Linked DNA regions of Mus musculus: region 1 is linked to region 2. A link is a contact called in ENCODE Hi-C or POLR2A ChIA-PET data. All regions are on one chromosome and are shown on one strand. The core of a region is the stretch at or near the end of the contact, and the rest is flanking DNA. Distances in the headings are between cores, read along the strand shown. Region 1 holds the start of Abcb1b (ATP-binding cassette, sub-family B (MDR/TAP), member 1B). Region 2 holds the start of Rundc3b (RUN domain containing 3B).

Region 1 (3,835 bases), core at 252-2,751, 180 kb after region 2:
CAGGCATCTTGGAAAGGCAGCAAGTGAAGAGGCATATGTGTCACTCAGGGGATACAGAATACATGGTTCGGGCTTTCAGGACGGCTGTGCATTCTCTCCCTGTTGGTACATCACCGGAACACTGGAAGCTGGGATGGCAGGTGGCTGTACTGTTGACATTGCTGAATTAGGTGAGGGAGCTGCACTCTCTGTCATTCCTAAATCTAAACACTATCTCATAAACCTACCTTATAGCTTTGTTTTCGAGCCTTGCTCCTGTCATTACTGTTGGTAACACAAGTGACAACTCCTTAAAGTGCTATATTTAACAGTTCTGCTGAAGGAGCTCGCTCCCCACAGATTTTAAGGGTGAACTGCAAGTCCCACGCATGTTGAGATGAGAAGGGGTGCCGGGGTTAAAAGGAAGCTGAAGAGCGGAAGAACCTGCAGGCCTGGGAGCTAGTAACAGGGCTCGTAGTCAGACATGAGGTAACCACACTAACAGCCAGGGAAAAGATGGTCTGGGCCCTAGGATGACAAACTGCTCTGTCCTCACCCTGAAGCCCCCGAGGAGCAGGTAAGGCACAGATCTCCTTTCGTGGTGTGTCCTTACCTTAATAAAGCCAATTTTAAAGACCAAGTAAAATCTCCATCTTGTTCAAGAAGGAGACCCCAGCTCACCCCATAGACAATGAGTTAAATAAAAACAAAGGTGGCTACTTCTTGCTATCTGTGGAAACAGACATCTTGGTAGAAGAAACAGGAGTCTCCACCCAGGTGGTCAGTGCTTCAATGTCATTGAGACAAGGAACTCTGTCTATCTCAGGTTGACATTTCTCAGCCACTGAGTTGCCAGCAAGTTAGGTCACAGTCAGTTACAAGTAGACAGAAAAAGACCTGCTACACGCAAATATCTGCATCAGTCAGAATTCCAGAACATCTAAGAACTTGATATGCCCTGGGAAAAAACACAGATATTGATTCCAGAGTTAGAAGTTGAAAATACTATGTACTTTGAAATATCATTTCTACCTTGAAATTGTATAGGACTATCATCCAAGCCAAGACCATATATATATATATATATATATATATATATATATATATATATATATATATTTCACAGAAAAATTTCTACCAGCCTAGAAAGCAATGCTGTCAGAAAAAAAAAAAAAACTTTACAGAATAAGCAAGGTCCCTGGTTGCTTTATTAATTATATTAGATTAGCTATGTCAGGGAAAGTGTCTTTTTAAGTATGACTCATCAGAGAACCAACTGTGTACTATCCAGGTATATACACTTCTGTATGGACACTTACCTGAACACGTAAAGACAAGTCTATGTAAATGTCTGAGGGAACCAGCGCCCTTCTCAAAAAAATCAGGGTAAGCCTGGAAGTATCTCCTGTTTCGCAACCGCTCCAGCTGCCCATGCCCAATCCCACCCACCAGGCTGATTGGCTGCCGGGCCTTAGGGCGGCCGCTGGCATCTATTTTAATCCGGGGCCCGAGGAAGCCCTCTGGCTCCTTCCCGCAGTGGCTCTTGAAGCCGTAAGAGGCTGAGGCCGCTGCTTCCATCTTCTGAGGTTCCGCTCAACTCAGAGCTACTTCCAAATTCTACATCTTGGCTGACTTTGCGAAGGAAACCCGGAGGTGGCACGTGAGGTAGGCAGTTCTCGGAAGAGTGCGGTGCTCCGGATGCCTGAGTCCGGTCCGGGTGGTAGCGTCCTCTTGAGTCTGTGGGGACCAAGTGGCGACAGCCACAAGTCGCTCCAAGAGCACCCGCAGCAGCAGCCTTCAGGACGGTGTTTTCCGCGCCAGCCCTGTGCTGTGGATCTCGCTGCCCAGCTCGCAGCCGCGGGCTGGTGGAGGAGCGCGCCAGGGCGGAAGGGACCCAGCAGGGCGGGGTGGCGGGACCCAGAGCCGAGCACCCGGTCCACGCGGGTGACACAGCTTCCCGGGATTCCCCGGGGTGAGTTACCCCCAGGCCCGGCCCCAGGAGCATCAGGGCGGGGCTCCTCCTCCTCTCTTGGCTCCGTGGGGCAGTGAGCTCTGCCTAGGTTCTGGTCCCCGCGGCCACGTGTTTGGCTAATGAACTGGTTTCTCCTCAGGTGGTGATGGAGTTTGAAGAGAACCTTAAGGGAAGAGCAGACAAGAACTTCTCGAAGATGGGCAAAAAGAGGTAGCCAAATTATTTCACGTTCGTGCTTGTACATTCTGGCCAATTTGTAGCCTCCGGCACTGTTTTAAATGATTAGTGGGCGTGGGCGTTATTTCAGCCCTTGGAAGGAACTCCTCTGCTTGGAGCAGTCCTTCAGATGTGTGTGACAGATGGATGCTTCTGTGAATTCAGCCTCTACTCACATCTTTTTAGTTTTATGACCTCGGCTTTTTTGAGCGCTGTTGATCGCTCATGCCTTGAGCCTTATGCTGCTTGGGTGCTCACTGTGGCCCATTATCTTCTGATAAACACGTATACAAACACAGAATGTGGCATAACAGGTGAAACAGAACAATACAGTTATATGGTTTAAGGTTGCTTACCTATACTTAAATTAGAAAAATTGAAACTGTAATTGCTAAGAGAAAATAGTTACTCTCAATATATTTTTATCATAGTGGACTGCGTGTCGCCAGTAATTAAAAACTTACCTCAGTGGGTTCATTATATATAGAAAATTGTAAACTAAGATAATAGGAATTAGTAGCTATATTAATAGTATTCGGAAACAAGATTTCAGTATAAAGAGGGAAAGTACAAAGTGAAAGTAAACTTTACATTTAATAATGTGAAATTAGAATAAGAAACATCAGTATGATTTTTTTCAGTCACTCATTTTTAGTCCACTGAAAAGGGTAGTACAGAAAGACACTCTTGAAGTTTTCTAGTAAAGAAAGGTACACGGCATAGAACAGTTAACTTCAGCCAGACCTATTGCAGAGAAAATACAAAGTGAGCCTGGAGTTTCCAGTACTAACAAACAAGGAAGCAGGATTTAATGGACTGGTCAGAAGACACAGGAGGACCAGCAAGATGGTCCCAAAGGCCTCCTTCCAAGACTGGCAAGCCTAGTTTTGAATTCCTTTTCCAGAACCCATGTGGTAGAATCAGAAACCAACTGCAAGCTTCAAGTTGATCTTGACCTGCACAGGCCGTTGCCTTGCTTGTCACGCTTGTGGATGCATCCAAACACAATAAATAAAATACAAAAAAAAAAAAAAAAAAAAAAAAAAAAAAACAAAAAAAAAACAAAAAAACCCCCCAAAACCCCACAAACCAGACATAAGAGCAATCGAGAAGGGTTTGAACTTCGAAGAAAGTAAATGCTATAAGTGATTTCTAGAAGCATTACATTTAGTGGCCCACCAATGTTCTGAGTGCAAGGAAACATAGTAAGAGAGAAATACAAAGCATACAAGAGAGGCTTCGTTACAGAAAAATGCAGCTATCACACCGGAAAGCACGCCACCTGTCCACCGGCGAGGATAAGCAAAGGGTCTGAACCATTCAGAGAGGAAAGTACCCTTTCCTGGGAGAGAGTTTGCTCTGAGCACTTTCACAGAGGGATCAGAGGCTGTCAAGTCACTCAGCACACAGAGGGATTGGGGAGACAAGAGTTTCATCTGAAGGCAGCCGGGCTTCTGGACTGGTGCTAAGAGAGATAAATTGTGAGACATATTTGAAATTTGAAATTCCTTTCTGTCAACACTAAAAGGTAAATAAATCAAGTTTGGAAAAGCATTGAGTACACCAGGCATAGTAATTTTCATATGTAATAAAAATTATGAATAGGAGGACATTCTCTTCCACTCTAAATCCATATTTTTATATTTAATATTCATGTCCTATTTATGT
Region 2 (4,071 bases), core at 546-3,045:
CATTCATTTTAAGTCCATTATTTGAAATTCCTAGAAATCTAGTCCAACATTATTGTATAGCTGACAAAACAATGAAGATAATGAGGAGATGGTACTAAGACACTAACTAATGACAACATTTGTTATGAGCTCGTTACATTTCCACTAGATCAACTTGGTCCACCTTCCAATGTTAAACCATCGGGAAGTTTGAGTCCGCTGAAGCTCTGATGCAGCATAAATGATTCAAGAAGCACAGGTTAGGCTGGAACCTGCTTTGAAACTCATTTCTTTAAAAAAATAATTTTAATATCTTTAAAAGATAAGACTACCCAACTAGCTTATTTTTCTATGAATCTAACATAGAAATTTGCCTCAATTTAAAACAATGTAATAAAGCCCATCTGTCCCAAAAGCTTGTATTCTACACAGCACAAATGATAAATATAGTCTATATTACTTTACCACTTACAATGCAAACTGTGAGCAAAGCTCTTCCTGAAAGATGAGCATTCATTAGAATCCAACTTTTTAAAAGTTGCTTAAATACTGAATGTCATTCCTACTACAGATATCTGCAATCTGCTTAAGATGCTAGCCACGATTTTACATAAGGAAAAAAAAAAATAGACATAAGCCAGAGAGGCAGGAAAGGTTTCATCATTTACCTGATAACAAGAGAATTATCAGTAGTTGATGATTAACCAGTATGATGGAACAAAATCATTTTTAACAGAGCGTATTGGCTCTGAGTAGTTACTAAGAGATGGATGCCTAGAATATTATAAGACTTAAAGAAAATTTATCAGCTTGTTCAAAATCAGTTTTTTTCTGAATTCTTGATTTATAGATAGTGATGATCTATTTCTATAATTCCTGGAGGAAGGGCTACATTTACAACCAGGAAGCACTTAAATAAATGCCCAAAAGGACTGACCAGGAGTCTTCCACAATTGCACAAGCACTGTAGTTGACAAGACTTAGATACCCAATACAGATAAGGGCCGAGGGAGAGGAGTGAAAATGCGTACGCCAACAAGCGACAGCAAGAGAACGCACAGGGATTTGGGGACATCTCAGTAACTACTACAGCAGCTGGATGCTGCTCTTCCTCCGCCCTCTTCTCCTCAGACGCAAGCTGGCCGGTTCCAAACGGTTCCTCCCCGGCTCCGCCCCGGCCCTCCCCGGGCAGCCTCCAAGCGAGGACCCTGAGACGCGAGGGCTAGCCCACGGCCTCGCGGGGAGAGGCTCCCGCCCCTCTGCAGGGCCCCGCTGGCCCGCGGACACGCGCGGCACGGGCCGCAGCGCCGAGCCCCAGCACCTCCCTCAGCCCGGCGCCCGCAGCCCCGCACCTGCACACGGTGATCAGGTTCCTCCTCTCCACCGCAGCGTTGCGGGCGCTCAGGCTCTTCTTGCCGCCGCCGCCGCCGCCGCCGCCGCGGCTCCCGCTCAGGCCCCCCAGGCTCCGGGAGGCCATGGCGGGCTCACCTCCGCGCCCCCTTTGTCTCCAGCGGTCCCGCAAGCCTCGCACACCTGTGTCCCCCGGCCTTCTCTCAACGATGGCAGCCCGCCGGGCGGGAGAGAGGCGAGGAAGGAGGCGCGGAGTAGGCAGGGTGTGGAAGGCAGTCAGTCGGGCACCGGTACCCAGGCTCCACGCGCGCGTGCACACACACTCACACACGCTCTCTCACACATACACACGCGCTCACTCACACGCACGCACGAGCCACCTCCACCCTCGCTCGCGCGCGCGCGCGCCGCCGCCGCCGTCCACGAGAGAAGCGCGCGCGGGCGGGCGGGCGGGAGGGCGGGCTCCGAGTCTCCAGGGACGCCGCACCAGCGCCCGGGCGAGCCTGTCACCCCGCAGGCCTAACCGCACGTCATTCTTCCAGCAGGGCGGAGCCGCTGAGGTGAAGCCCCCCTCCCCACGCCTGTCTCACTCAGCCCCCGCCCCCTGCACCTATGGGAACAAGGCCGCTACGGAGAGAGCCAATGACGAGAGGTGGGGGCGGGACCCGCCCCAGGAGCTTTTAAAGAGGCTCGCTTAAGCCCCGCCCTGGCGCGTGGGCCTCTGTCAGAACGCGGGTCGGCTCGTGCAGCACCTTGGTGAGCCCGGCGAGGCAGCCTTGGCTTGGAAAGCCGGCTTTGCTGTGCCTACTCCACGGTGACTGTGGTCCATAGTCACCCTGACAAGGCTAAGTTCATGGCAGATTCCTGGTCCTGAGGCTTCAGTAGCCTCAGCAGGAGAATGCCATAGTTGGGTGGGGTGGGAAGTGGGGGTTACCTAGAATAGAAGAAGAGTTCCATTTGTCCCAAACGCCCCCTTTGAACCTGACAAACAACGACACAGTGGCATCAGGGAGTGCGCCCATGGCATTTCTCTTCCCGTGAATCTGGTCAGAATTCACCTCATCTTACTCAGTGTCCAGCACAGCCTTGAAACCACATTGACCATAGAAAAACGAGTGTAGTGGGGATGTCCAGTCTTGGGTTCTGTGCAGTGAGATCTGAACTGAATTGCAGCTCGTGAGCCATGGAGGAGGTTTGTCAAGGGCAGAGGGAAATCCTGCCTTGGAGTCCCAATAAGCCCCTTGGGAGGACCACTTTGTAGTCTCTACTTCTCTGGCTTTACCTCTGGCTTTACCTATGGGAGGCTACGGGCTTGAGACCCTGACCTCTGACATTCACCTCAGACTGCCTGTAAGTATGTCCAGACTTCAGGTTTTGTTTGTTTGTTTGTTTGTTTTTAAATTTTGAAAATCTAAAATCAGGACAAAGTCTCACCTCTACCTCTTAAATATAATTATGTTAAAATAAAAATTAATTATTAAGAAAATTTCTACAAGGGAGCTAAAACCATCCAGTGGAAAAAAAGACAGCATTTTCAACAAATGGTGCTGGCACAACTGGAGGTTATCATGTAGAAGAATGCAAATTGATCCATTCCTATCTCCTTGTACTAAGGTCAAGTCTAAGTGGATCAAGGAACTCCACATAAAACCAGAGACACTGAAACTTATAGAGGAGAAAGTGAGGGAAAGCCTCAAAGATATGCACAGGGGGAAAATTCCTGAATAGAAGAGCAATGGCTTGTGCTGTAAGATCAAGAATTGACAAATGGGACCTCATAAAATTGCAAAGCTTCTGTAAGGCAAAAGACACTGCCAATAAGACAAAAAGGCCACCAAAAGATTGGGAAAGGATCTTTACCTATCCTAAATCAGATAGGGGACTAATATTCAATATATATAAAAAACTCAAGAAGGTGGACTCCAGAAAATCAAATAACCCCATTAAAAAATGGGGCTCAGAGCTAAACAAAGAATTCTCACCTGAGGAATACCGAATGGCTGAGAAGCACCTGAAAAAAATGTTCAACATCCTTAATCATCAGGGAAATGGGAATCAAAACAACCTTGAGATTCCACCTCACACCAGTCAGAATGGCTAAGATCAAAAATTCAGGTGATAGCAGATGCTGGCGAGGATGTGGAGAAAGAGGAACACTCCTCCATTGTTGGTGGGATTGCAAGCTTGTATAACCACTCTGGAAATCAGTCTGGTGGTTCCTCAGAAAATTGGACATAGTACTACCAGAGGATCCCACAATACCTCTCCTGGCCATATATCCAGAAGATGTTCCAACTGGTAATAAGGACACATGCTCCACTATGTTCATAGCAGCCTTATTTATAATAGCCAGAAGCTGGAAAGAACCCAGATGCCCCCCAACAGAGGAATGGATACAGAAAATGTGGTACATTTACACAATGGAGTACTACTCAGCTATTAAAAACAATGAATTTATGTAATTCCTAGGCAAATGGATGGACCTGGAGGGCATCAGCCTGAGTGAGGTAACCCAATTACAAAAGAACTCACATGATATGTATTCACTGATAAGTGGATATTAGCCTAGAAACTTAGAATACCCAAGATACATTTTGCAAAACACATGAAACTCAAGAAGAACGAAGACCAAAGTGTGGACACTTCCTTCGCCCCTTCTTAGAATTGGGAACAAAACACCCATGGAAGAAGTTACAGAGACAAAGCTTGGAGCTGAGATGAAAGGATGGACCATCCACACCC

What was found. A loop is a pair of places that touch in the nucleus more often than their neighbours do. ChIA-PET counts read pairs that join two places held with the same protein, here RNA polymerase II (POLR2A).
Region 1: a loop to region 2 is called in a map of v-Abl transformed pro-B cells, with 2.2 times the contacts of the local background. The contact joins the promoter of Abcb1b here to the promoter of Rundc3b in region 2. A Hi-C loop is called at or near these places in 1 of 37 maps with a recorded cell type or tissue (v-Abl transformed pro-B cells). POLR2A ChIA-PET finds 5 or more read pairs at or near these places in 1 of 5 experiments (embryonic stem cell).

What each region holds. Positions count from the first base shown.
Region 1 is chr5:8,796,646-8,800,480 of GRCm38, forward strand. It overlaps Abcb1b (ATP-binding cassette, sub-family B (MDR/TAP), member 1B), which reads left to right and starts at 1,502. Exons shown (of 28, transcript NM_011075.2): 1 at 1,502-1,644; 2 at 2,091-2,161. The coding sequence starts at 2,097. Gm5106 (predicted gene 5106) reads right to left here and starts at 1,878. Exons shown (of 3, transcript NR_152133.1): 1 at 1,299-1,878.
Region 2 is chr5:8,621,157-8,625,227 of GRCm38, forward strand. Rundc3b (RUN domain containing 3B) reads right to left here and starts at 1,796. Exons shown (of 11, transcript NM_001347311.1): 1 at 1,332-1,796. The coding sequence starts at 1,456. All of the region lies in intron 2 of Abcb1a (ATP-binding cassette, sub-family B (MDR/TAP), member 1A), which reads left to right.